Regions from separate parts of the Homo sapiens genome. Here region 2 is linked to region 1. Evidence: read pairs that join two places in POLR2A ChIA-PET (ENCODE). Cell type or tissue: OCI-LY7. All regions are shown on one strand. Links, peaks and the distances in the headings refer to the core of each region. The heading gives the core; the rest is flanking DNA.

Region 1 (4,846 bases), core at 559-4,558:
TTCTCCATTGTATGACTAGGGCAACTGAGGCACAAAAAGGGCAAGTCACTCAGCTTAAACGAACCAGGACTTTCAGAATCCAGAGTTGGCCAGTGTGTGTTGTGCAGATCTGTCCAGTCAGCTGAGTGTGTCTCCAGAAAGAGGCCTTTGGTCAGGAGACAATGACTTCTTGATTCTTTTTAAATTGCACATTTCATGAACATTTGCTGAGTGCCCACTCTGCCTGGCATGTGCTGAGTCGAGCGGTGACTGAACCAGTCCCATCCCTGACTTTAGAGACTCACAGTCCATTGGGAAAAACAGGCTTGTCATCAATGATGACCGAGAATTATCTGGGCTGGAATGGGGGCGATTGGGGGACTGGAGAGTCAGGGGTGGGTGGAGAAAGGCAACGTTTGCAAGTTGTTCTTTGTGCTGCTTAAAATTCAAAGGGGCATCTGGGCGCGGTGGCTCACGCCTGTAATCTCAGCACTTTGGGAGGTTGAGGCGGGCAGATCACTTGAGGTCAGAAGTTCGAGACCAACCTGGCCAATATAGCAAAACCCTGTCTCTACTAAAAATGCAAAAATTAGCCGGCATGGTGGCGCACGCCTGTAGTACCAGCTACTTGGGAGGCTGAGGCAGGGGAATCGCTTCAACACAGGAGGCAGAGGTTGCAGTGAGCCGAGATCATGCACCACTACACTCCAGCCTGGGCAACAGAGAAAGACTCCGTCTCAAAAAAAAAAAAAAAAAAATTCAAAGGGGCGAGAGGTTTGGTCTTCCATTCAGCAGACACGTCCCAAACACCTGTGGTACCTAAGGCGAGCATCTGAGAGAAACAGCTGCAGAAGTGGGCAGGGGCCTGGCACTTCCAGCTAAGAAGTGGAGGCTCCTCTGCCCAGCCAGACAGGTCCATGGGAGAAGGAACCCTGGTTTCACTGGGTCTTTCTGTCCCCCATCCCCCAGGAAGGCCACCCTGGCTGACATTGTGGAACAGCTGCAGGAGAAAGAGGCAGGCCCAGGGCTGCCTGCTGGGGTAAGTTGAGCCTCGGATGGGTGGGGATAGGAGGACCCCTTTTTCAGAGCAGGAGGCAGGATCTCAGAAACAGCCAGTGCCTAGCCCTGGCAGGACCCATTCCCTACCTGGACCCTGCAGAGACAGCATGGACTCTCAGGGTCCCCAGAATCTGAAAATGTCCCCCTTAGAAAGACGGGGCACCTACCTAAGAGACCCCTACTGCCCCTCCACACACACACACACACACACACACACACACACACACAGACACACACACACAGACACACACACACAGACACACAGACACAGATACACACACAGACACACACACACAGACTCTTCCCACATCTGTCCTGGACTCCGTATTTCTTCAGCTCAGTGGGGTCCCAAATTTCTTCATAGCCTCATACACACACACACAGAAGGAAGCCCCAGGTTTCTCCTGCAGACAGTGGGGACACGCCCTGCTTGCACCCCCACCTCCAGAGATCTGGCTGCCTCTTTCCACCACCGAGAGAGATTCCAAACCAATGAGTCCTAACAGACTCACTCCCAAGACCCATGGGGCCCTAAGAATTGGGCCTCCAACCCTGAGGTCCTCCCATACTCGCCTCCGAGACAAATGGCCCTGTAGACAGATGGGACCCCAGACCCATGACTCCCCCAAACAGATGACCCCCACACCCTCTCCATGGACAGCACCCCTCTTCCCCCTCCCTTCACACAGCCGTCGCTGCCTCAGCCACGCGAGCTTCCCCCAGGTCGCCTGCCCAACGGGCTTGAGCTGCCCGAGCGGACACCTCGGCCGGACCGGCCCCGGGCGCGGGACCGGCCCAAGCCGCGACGGCGGCCGCGGCCCAGAGAGGGTGGTGAGGGCGGGGGAAGCCGGCGCTCGCGCTCCGCCCCGGCCCAGGGCGGCTCCGCCCCCGCGCCTCCGCCACCGCCCACTCACACAGTGCAGCACGAGGGCTTCCTACTGCGCAAGCGCGAGCTCGACGCTAACCGCAAGTCGTCCAACCGGTGAGCGTGTGGGCGGGGCTTTGGAAGGCGGGTCTCAGGCTCAGGGTGACCATTGCGTGGAGCGGTGGGACTGAGGAGGGGGTGTGGCTCAACTTCAGGCCCTCCAGCAGGTGGCGGTAGTAGGTGGGGCCAGAGCTGGGGGGTGGTGGTGGCTTAAATCAAGAAAGCCAACCAATGAGCAGGAGGGGGTGTGGTTTAACGTCAGGCCCTCCAACCCGTGGGGGTAGTAGGTGGGGCCAGATGAGGGGTGGGGCTCAACTTTGATGATTCCAACCAATGAACAGGAAGGGGCAGGACCTAAGGTTAGTGCATCTAATGGATGATGGGTAGAGCTTAGGTGGGAACAGAAGGAAAATGTTCTGAAAGTGAGTAAATTGGAACCTAACCTCTTAGCAACCAACCCAGGAGTTGATCAGCTAAATAGCAAAGAGGGAGGCATCTAGTTGAGAAGGTTTCAATGGCTTGTCGTGGAGCTTGGAGAGGTCACTCAACCAATGAGTGGGGTGGGTCTACCCTTGAAGTTTCAAATTGGGGGAGGGTCCGAAAACGGGCAGAGCCCAAACTAATGAGGGTAGGGGTTGGGAAGGGGGAGTCATCTCTTACAGGTTTCCAAATGAGGGTCTAGCCATGATGTGCCTGCTCTTGGGGAGTCCAGCTCCTGCTTGTCCACCCTCTTTTTGTCCAACTGAGAGGCAGAATCTGGGGACAAGTGGAGCCAAAAAGGGGTATCACCGGCCAGTAATGGAGTGAGTCCCAAGATATGAAGTGGGCAGGACAGATTCAGATTTTGCTAGTGGAATCTGTAGGTGGTCTTTCTTCCTCGTACCTAATGCCAAGGTAGGAATAAACAAGGGCACCTAGTATGTTTTGCTTTGGGAGGGATTCCTCCAGGATCGAGGCTTTGGATGACTGGAGAGACAGGAATTCTTTATTCCAGACAGTAGACCAATAGACTTTCCTTGAGAAAGCTCCATGAGTGGGGAGGATTGAGTGGAGCAAAGGCTTATGGAGGAGACAGCTTAAGACTTACCTTCAGGAAATTCAGTATGGGAGGGGATAAGGAAGGGAAATCTCAGCCTGGGCAAAGGCTTGATACTGAGAGACTTAAATGCTCCCCTCAGGGCAGCAACAGCCTTAAGGAAGAGCATTTTAGGTCCAACTAGGGCGCAACTAGGGCGCAAAGGTCCAGAGGTAGGAAGGCTCAGACATATTCAGACCTTGAGGATGTTAATGAAGAGTTATTAGGCAGAGTGCTGCGGCTCTGCCTTGAGCCCCATCTTGTCGCTCCAGGTCGTGGGTGAGCCTGTACTGTGTGCTTAGTAAGGGGGAACTGGGCTTCTACAAGGACTCCAAGGGCCCGGCATCCGGGAGCACACACGGTGGGGAACCGCTGCTCAGCCTGCACAAGGCCACCAGCGAGGTGGCTAGTGACTACAAGAAAAAGAAGCATGTCTTCAAGCTCCAGTGAGCCCCCCAATGGGCAGGAGGGAGGGATCCAAGGCTCAGCTTCAACTCCCAGTGGGACCCTGGCTTCCCTGGGGGACACTTGGTGGGCAGGTGGGCTGGGCCCCTTCCCCAGATCTCTGAAGTCCTGTGTCCCTTCCTGCAGGACCCAGGATGGCAGTGAGTTTTTGCTCCAGGCAAAAGATGAGGTGAGATCTGGTCCTTTCCTCCCTCTGTGTGGACCTCAGTAATGACCTGGCTGTCTGGCTCCTGACCCAGAGTGATGGGGCTGTGAGAAGGGACACTCACAGGCCAGAGTTATCAGGGCTGTAATGGGAAAGCCCACAGGCACTGAGAGCCCAAAGGAGGTTCCTAACCCAGTGGGGAGTGGGAAGGGCTTCAGGGAGGGCTGCCTGCAGATCCTGATGACAAAGTCCAACATCTTTGCCGTGGTCACTCAGGTGAGACTGGAATGGAGGGAGTTCGCTTTAAAAAGGGGTGATTTGGCCAGGCGCGGTGGCTCACGCTTGTAATCCCAGTACTTTGGGAGGCCAAGACGGGCAGATCACCTGAGGTCAGGAGTTTGAGACCAGCCTGGCCAACATGGTGAAACCCCGTCTCTACTAAAAAATACAAAAATTAACTGGGCATGGTGGCAGGTGCCTTAATCCCAGCTACTTGGGAGGCAGAGGCAGGAGAATCGTTTGAACCTGGAAGGCGGAGGTTGCAGTGAGCTGAGATGGAGCCATTGCACTCAAGCCTGGGGGACAACAGCGAGACTTCCTTCGAAAATAAAATAAAAATAAAAAGGGTGATTCAGAGGGACAGTGGGGGTCTAAAAAAAGGAGTGATTCAGGTTGGGCACCATGGCTCAGGCCTGTAATCCCAGCACTTTGGGAGGCCAAGGCAGGAGACTGCTTGAGCCCAGGACTTCAAGATCAGCCTGGGCAACACGGAAAGATCCCATCTCTATGGGTAATAATAATAATAAATTAGCCGGGAGTGGTGGCACATGCCTGTGGTCCCAGCTACTCAGGAGGCCGAGTGGAAGGATCACCTGAACCAGGGAGGTCAAGGCTACAATGAGCTGTGATTGTACTATGGCACTCCAGGCTGGGTGACAGAGTGAGATTCTGTCTCAAAAACAAGAGGGGGTGGGTGATCTAGGTAGAGGGAACTGCAAGTGCAGAGGACCAGAGGTGCAGTATTGCAAAGGGTTAACTGCTGGAGGGCAGAGTTCATGGAAGAAGGTCCCAGAAAGGTTCCCAGGAGATAGGTGTCTCAGGACAGGATGGGCCATTTGGAGGAGATTGGATTTTTTACCTAAGGGCACTGGAGAGCTAGGGGGGATTACAGTGATGTGTAAAAAAGATTCCTGGCTGG
Region 2 (4,846 bases), core at 521-4,520, 210 kb before region 1:
CTAGGAGGCATAGGCAGAGGGATCAGGGCTGGGAAAGGGAGGCCCAGGGGACTGTGTGAGCCCAGAGGGCTTCATGGAGGAGGTGGTATGTGAGCGGACAGAAATGAGCAAGGTGTGCTCGGCAGGGAAAGCAGCTGTGGGAGGGTCTGGTGATGAAAGTGTGGTTTTGGTTCAAGGAACTGAAAGATCATAAATATGGCTGGGGTGGGAAGAACGGTGAGAGAGTAGGCCAAAGAGGTCATTCAGGGAAGATCATTCAAGGCCCTGTCAGCCACAGTGAGGAGCTGAGACTGTGTACTGAGGACACCGGGGAGCCACAGAGTTTTTGAGCAGGAGAGGGATGTGTCAAATTCACGTGGAGGTCGGATTGCAAGGATTGAGTGGAGTCTGGAAGCCAAGGGAGGTGGCTGGAGTGGGGACCCAGGTGGGAGAGACTAAGTCAGAGCTTGTGGGGGAGGGCGAATTGGAGAGACCCTCACAGGACCAAGTCGACAAATGGTTGGGGTCCAGGACAAGGCCCAGGGCTGGGGGTAGTCAAGGAGAGCTTTCTGGAGGAGGAGGCACCAAGGCTGAGACCTGAAGGATGGGTTCAACAGCTCTTCTTGAAATGGGGACCTGGGGCAGGAAGATGGTAAGGACAGTTGGGGACATAGTAGGTGTGGGAGTCTGGGGACACCTTGAAGGAGGTATCTGGGGGGCCCTGGAACCTCTAGAGCTGGAGTCAGGGGAAAGGAGGAAACAAGACAGAGCTTTGGGTTGAGAAAGAGGGAATTGAAGCTGTAATGATGGGGGAAGGTCCACAGGGGCCTGTCCATGTAGGGCTCTGTAGGACATGGTAAGAAGTTTGTCCTTTGTCCTGGGGGCAATGGGGAGCCACAGAAGGATTTTGAGCAGGAGTGAGACAGCTTAGGGTTTTTAAGTTCCAGTTCAGAAGTGTTTATCATTCATGATGCTTTTTGGACCTATTTAATTGTTTTTCAGACTGACTGACTTCTCTCCCTAGGAGGGGCACTTATTTTAAAGGGTCCGTTGAAATAAAAGATCTAACTGCTGAAAATGAAAAATCAGTTTGCAAAACCAGTGTTCTGTTCCGTTTTCTGTAGACAATTGATGGTTCAGTCCAAAGAGGTCAGAAACAATTGATGGTTTAGTCCAAAGAGGTCTGTACCATCTAGTGAAAATCAGCACCATTAAACATGAGAACATTTCTGTTTTAAACCATTTGGAAGCCCCGTGAATTTTATTTTATTTTGTTATTTTTAAAATTAGAGACAGGGGTCTCGCTCTGTTGCCCAGGCTAGTCTCGAACTGCTGGGCTCAAGCGATCCTCCCACTTCAGCCTACCAAAGTGCTGGAATTACAGATGTGAGCTACTGCTCCTGGCCAGCCTGTGGATTTGTAAATGTCTCCTGTGGTGTGATCTGCCTCATGTTTCCTGTATGTAGGCTTCAGAAGCACACTCTGCATTCTCAGATGGCTTGAATCAGCCTTGACTTTTTCCCCACCCTCTCAGCCTGAATCTCAGGTTGAGATGCCATTATCTGCACCCACCCTATATGCTCTGGGCTTAGAACTGATACCAGCTGGTTATCATTGTGTATAAAAGTGTCACTAGGTATAGAGAGACATCTAAAATAATCTCCTCTCAAAATTTTCTATTCTGCTGCTCCATTTCTTCTGCTTTCAGTATTTTTTGAGCAATTACAATGGTCTGGGCCCTAGAGCTAGAGGAATAAATCAGACACGGACATAGCAAGGGACACATATGTTGATTATGTGTGATTAAAATGTATACAAGATACGAGGGCGTACACAGATCTCACCAACTAGCATGTTTCAAGGGCTTACTGTGCTTCCTGCCTTCCATGGATGATCTCATTGACTTCCCAACAAATGTGAGGTTGGTATTATTAATCTCCACATTGTTCAAAGAATGAAAGTGTGGCTTAGAGAAGGGAACCTCTTTTCCCAGTTCCACAGAGCTGAGATCTGAAGTCTGAGCTGTGGGACTCTGAGACCCACCCCCTTAACCATTCAGAGATCCCCCAGCCACCACCCTCCAGTGCATATAAGATGATACCCATTTCATTTGTTGTTTTGAGACCGTGTCTTGCTCTGTCGCCCAGGCTGGAGTGCAGTGGCACAATCACGGCTCACTGCAGCCTTGACCTCCTGGACTCAAGCAGTGGTCCCACCTCAGCCTCCCAAGTGGCTGGGACCACAGGCGTAGGCATGGGCTACCACACCTAGCCAATTATCTTTTTGTTTGTTTGTTTTTGAGATGGAGTTTCGCTCTTGTTGCCCAGACTGGCATGCAATGATGCAATCTCGGCTCACTGCAACCTCTGCCTCCCAGGTTCAAGCGATTCTTGGACCTCAGCCTCCCGAGTAGCCTGCCACCATGCCAGGCTAATTTTTGTATTTTTGGTAGAGACGAGGTTTCACCATGTTGGCCAGGCTGGTCTCGAACTCCTGACCTCAGGTGATCCACCCATCTTGGCCTCCCAAAGTGCTGGGATTACAGGCATGAGCCACCGTGCCCAGCCGCCTAGCCAATTTTTTAAGTTTTTGTAGAGATGGGGTCACACCTTGTTGCCCCAACTGGTCTCAAACTCCTGAGCTCAAGCCATCCTCCCGCCTTGGCCTCCCAAAGTGCTGGGATTATAGGCATAAGCCACTGCGCCCTGCCAATATGGCTAATACTGGTTTATAGATGAGGCCAGCAGGGCTCAGAAGTAAAGCCCCATGCTCAGCATCACTCAGCAAGAAAGTGGCAGAGGTGTGATCTGAACCATGAGCTCTCCAATTTAAAGGGCTGCTGTAGAGGAGGAATCAAATCTCCCACTGCCACCCTCCCCTGGGGGTGGGGTGTTCAGGGATCTGTGACCCAGTGGGTTTTACTTCCTCCTTTTTGCGGGCTATGGTGTCATACTCCAAGGGGGGCAGGACCACAAGGCAAGGGGACTAGGGGGTATTCTGTGGGCTGGGAGAGAGCACGCTTCCTGGCAGTGCCCTCTCCCAGATGAGACCTGATCTCTTTTTTGTTTTTTGTTTTTTGTTTTGAGACAGAGTTTTGCTCTTCTTGCCCAGGCTGGAGTACAATGGCGCAATCTTGGCTCACTGCAACCTCCGCCTCCCAGGTTCAAGCGATTCTCCTGCCTCAGCCTCCTGAGTAGCTGGGATTACAGGCATGCGCCACCACGCCCGGCTAATTTTGTATTTTTAGTAGAGACGGGGTTTCACCATGTTGGTCAGGCTGGTCTTGAACTCCCGACCTCAGGTGATTTGCCCACCTCAGCCTCCCAAAGTGCTGGATTACAGGTGTGAGCCACTGCGCCCGACCGAGACCTGATTTCATCTCATGTCATACCAGCAAGGAGGCAGAGCATAAGTACCAACCTGGATGGGGCGCGCTGGGAGCCCCATGGAGGTTCTAGGGTCCTGAGAATACAGGCATTGAGACGGGCTGAGGAGGAACTCCAGCATCCGGCTGCCCGTGCCCACCTTCAGTTTCACCCTACCCTGCTCCCACAAGGATCTGAGCAGGGAGGGGGCCTGATTTCCTTCTCCCGCTGAGACCACAGTCCTCTGGAGGCTAGGATCTGGTGATGGGGCACCCTAGCTAGGAGCCTGAGCCTCTTTATAATTTAGTTTCCATAGAAGTTATATGTGCATTTAAAAAAATTCAATGTAAGTAAAGACCTACAATGAAAAGCAACCGTCTTGTCTCTGGGGGTGGGATGGGGGATGCCTTTGCGTGGGGAGCTGTTAGGAGACTTGACAGTCACCTTTGCTGAGAGCCTCCTGCATGTCAGGGGCTCTTCTATGCACATTATATGTGTGCTAATTCCTTTTTTAAAACTTTACTTTTTGTGGAGATGAGTCCTGCTGTGTTGTGTAGGCTGGTCTTGAACTCCTGGCCTCACGCAATCCACCCCCAACCTTAGCCTCCCGGAGTGCAGGGATTACAGGTGTGAGCCACCTTTCCCAGCCTGTTGACTCCTTTAATTCAGAGGAGTCAGTCAGATTTTAGACATCTCAAATGTTGTATGTTCAAAACCAAACTCCTGGTCTTTTCCCCAAACTTGTGTCTCCCTGTCTTGCCCAATCAGCTGTTGACACCTCCAATCCTTGCAGTTGCTGCGGCCAAAACTCAGTCATCCCTCACTCCTTTACTGCTCTCAAACCCACATCCAGCCTAGAAATGCCATCCCCTCCACCTTCAAAATGCATCCAGACCCCGCCCTTTCTTCGACACTTGGCTGACCACACCCTGGTCCTGTCCACCCTTGGCTCCTGTCTGGATGCTCCCAGCAGCCTCCTCCCTGGGCTCCCTTGCCCTGCCCCAGTCTGTTCCCCACGCACAGCCGCCAGGGGATCCTGTAACACCTGTGTTTGTTTCTTCGGGCTGCTGTAACAAATTGCCACCAAGTTGGTGGCTTAACACAACAGAATGTATGGCCAGGCGCAGTGGCTCCTGCCTGTAATCCCAGCACTTTGGGAGGCCGAGACAGTCGATCATTTGAAGTTGCACCACTGCACTCCAGCCTGGATAACAGAGCGAGACTCCGTCTTAAAAAAAAAAAAAAAAAAAAAAGACAACAAATTCATTCTCTCAGTTTTGGAGCCGAAGTCCAAACTCAAGGTGTAGCAGGGCCATGCGCCTCCAGAAGCTGGAGGGGAGATTCCATTCCTCACCTCTCCCAGCTTCTAGTGGCTCCAGGCATTGCTGGGTTTATGGCCACATCACCCTAATGTCAGCCTCCCTGTTCACATGACCTTCTGCCTGTTCTATCTCTGAGGACAGTTGTGATTGGATTTAGGGCCCATCCAGTTAGTCCAGGAT

Evidence for each region. Peaks named below come from ENCODE experiments on the same cell type or tissue, not always from the same donor. Only the 100,000 strongest peaks of a DNase experiment are listed, where the experiment ranks them.
Region 2: POLR2A ChIA-PET joins it to region 1 with 8 read pairs; 4 of 35 experiments call an interaction of 5 or more read pairs at or near these places.

The regions. Positions count from the first base shown.
Region 1 is chr19:40,568,709-40,573,554 of GRCh38, forward strand. SPTBN4 (spectrin beta, non-erythrocytic 4) reads left to right here. Exons shown (of 36, transcript NM_020971.3): 32 at 949-1,018; 33 at 1,728-2,020; 34 at 3,311-3,484; 35 at 3,630-3,672. Among named protein-coding and RNA genes, the nearest start is that of SHKBP1, 5.7 kb to the right of the region's middle. RefSeq lists an enhancer at 1,488-1,557 and a silencer at 1,788-2,357. In OCI-LY7, for the core only: no CTCF peak of the experiment used is centred there; a DNase peak (open chromatin) is centred at 2,113; H3K4me3 peaks cover 1,224 bases.
Region 2 is chr19:40,356,006-40,360,851 of GRCh38, forward strand. The region is part of intron 1 of PLD3 (phospholipase D family member 3); the gene reads left to right. Among named protein-coding and RNA genes, the nearest start is that of PLD3, 9.7 kb to the left of the region's middle. RefSeq lists an enhancer at 1-97. In OCI-LY7, for the core only: no CTCF peak of the experiment used is centred there; DNase peaks (open chromatin) are centred at 1,126, 1,426 and 2,886; H3K4me3 peaks cover 708 bases; H3K27ac peaks cover 2,103 bases.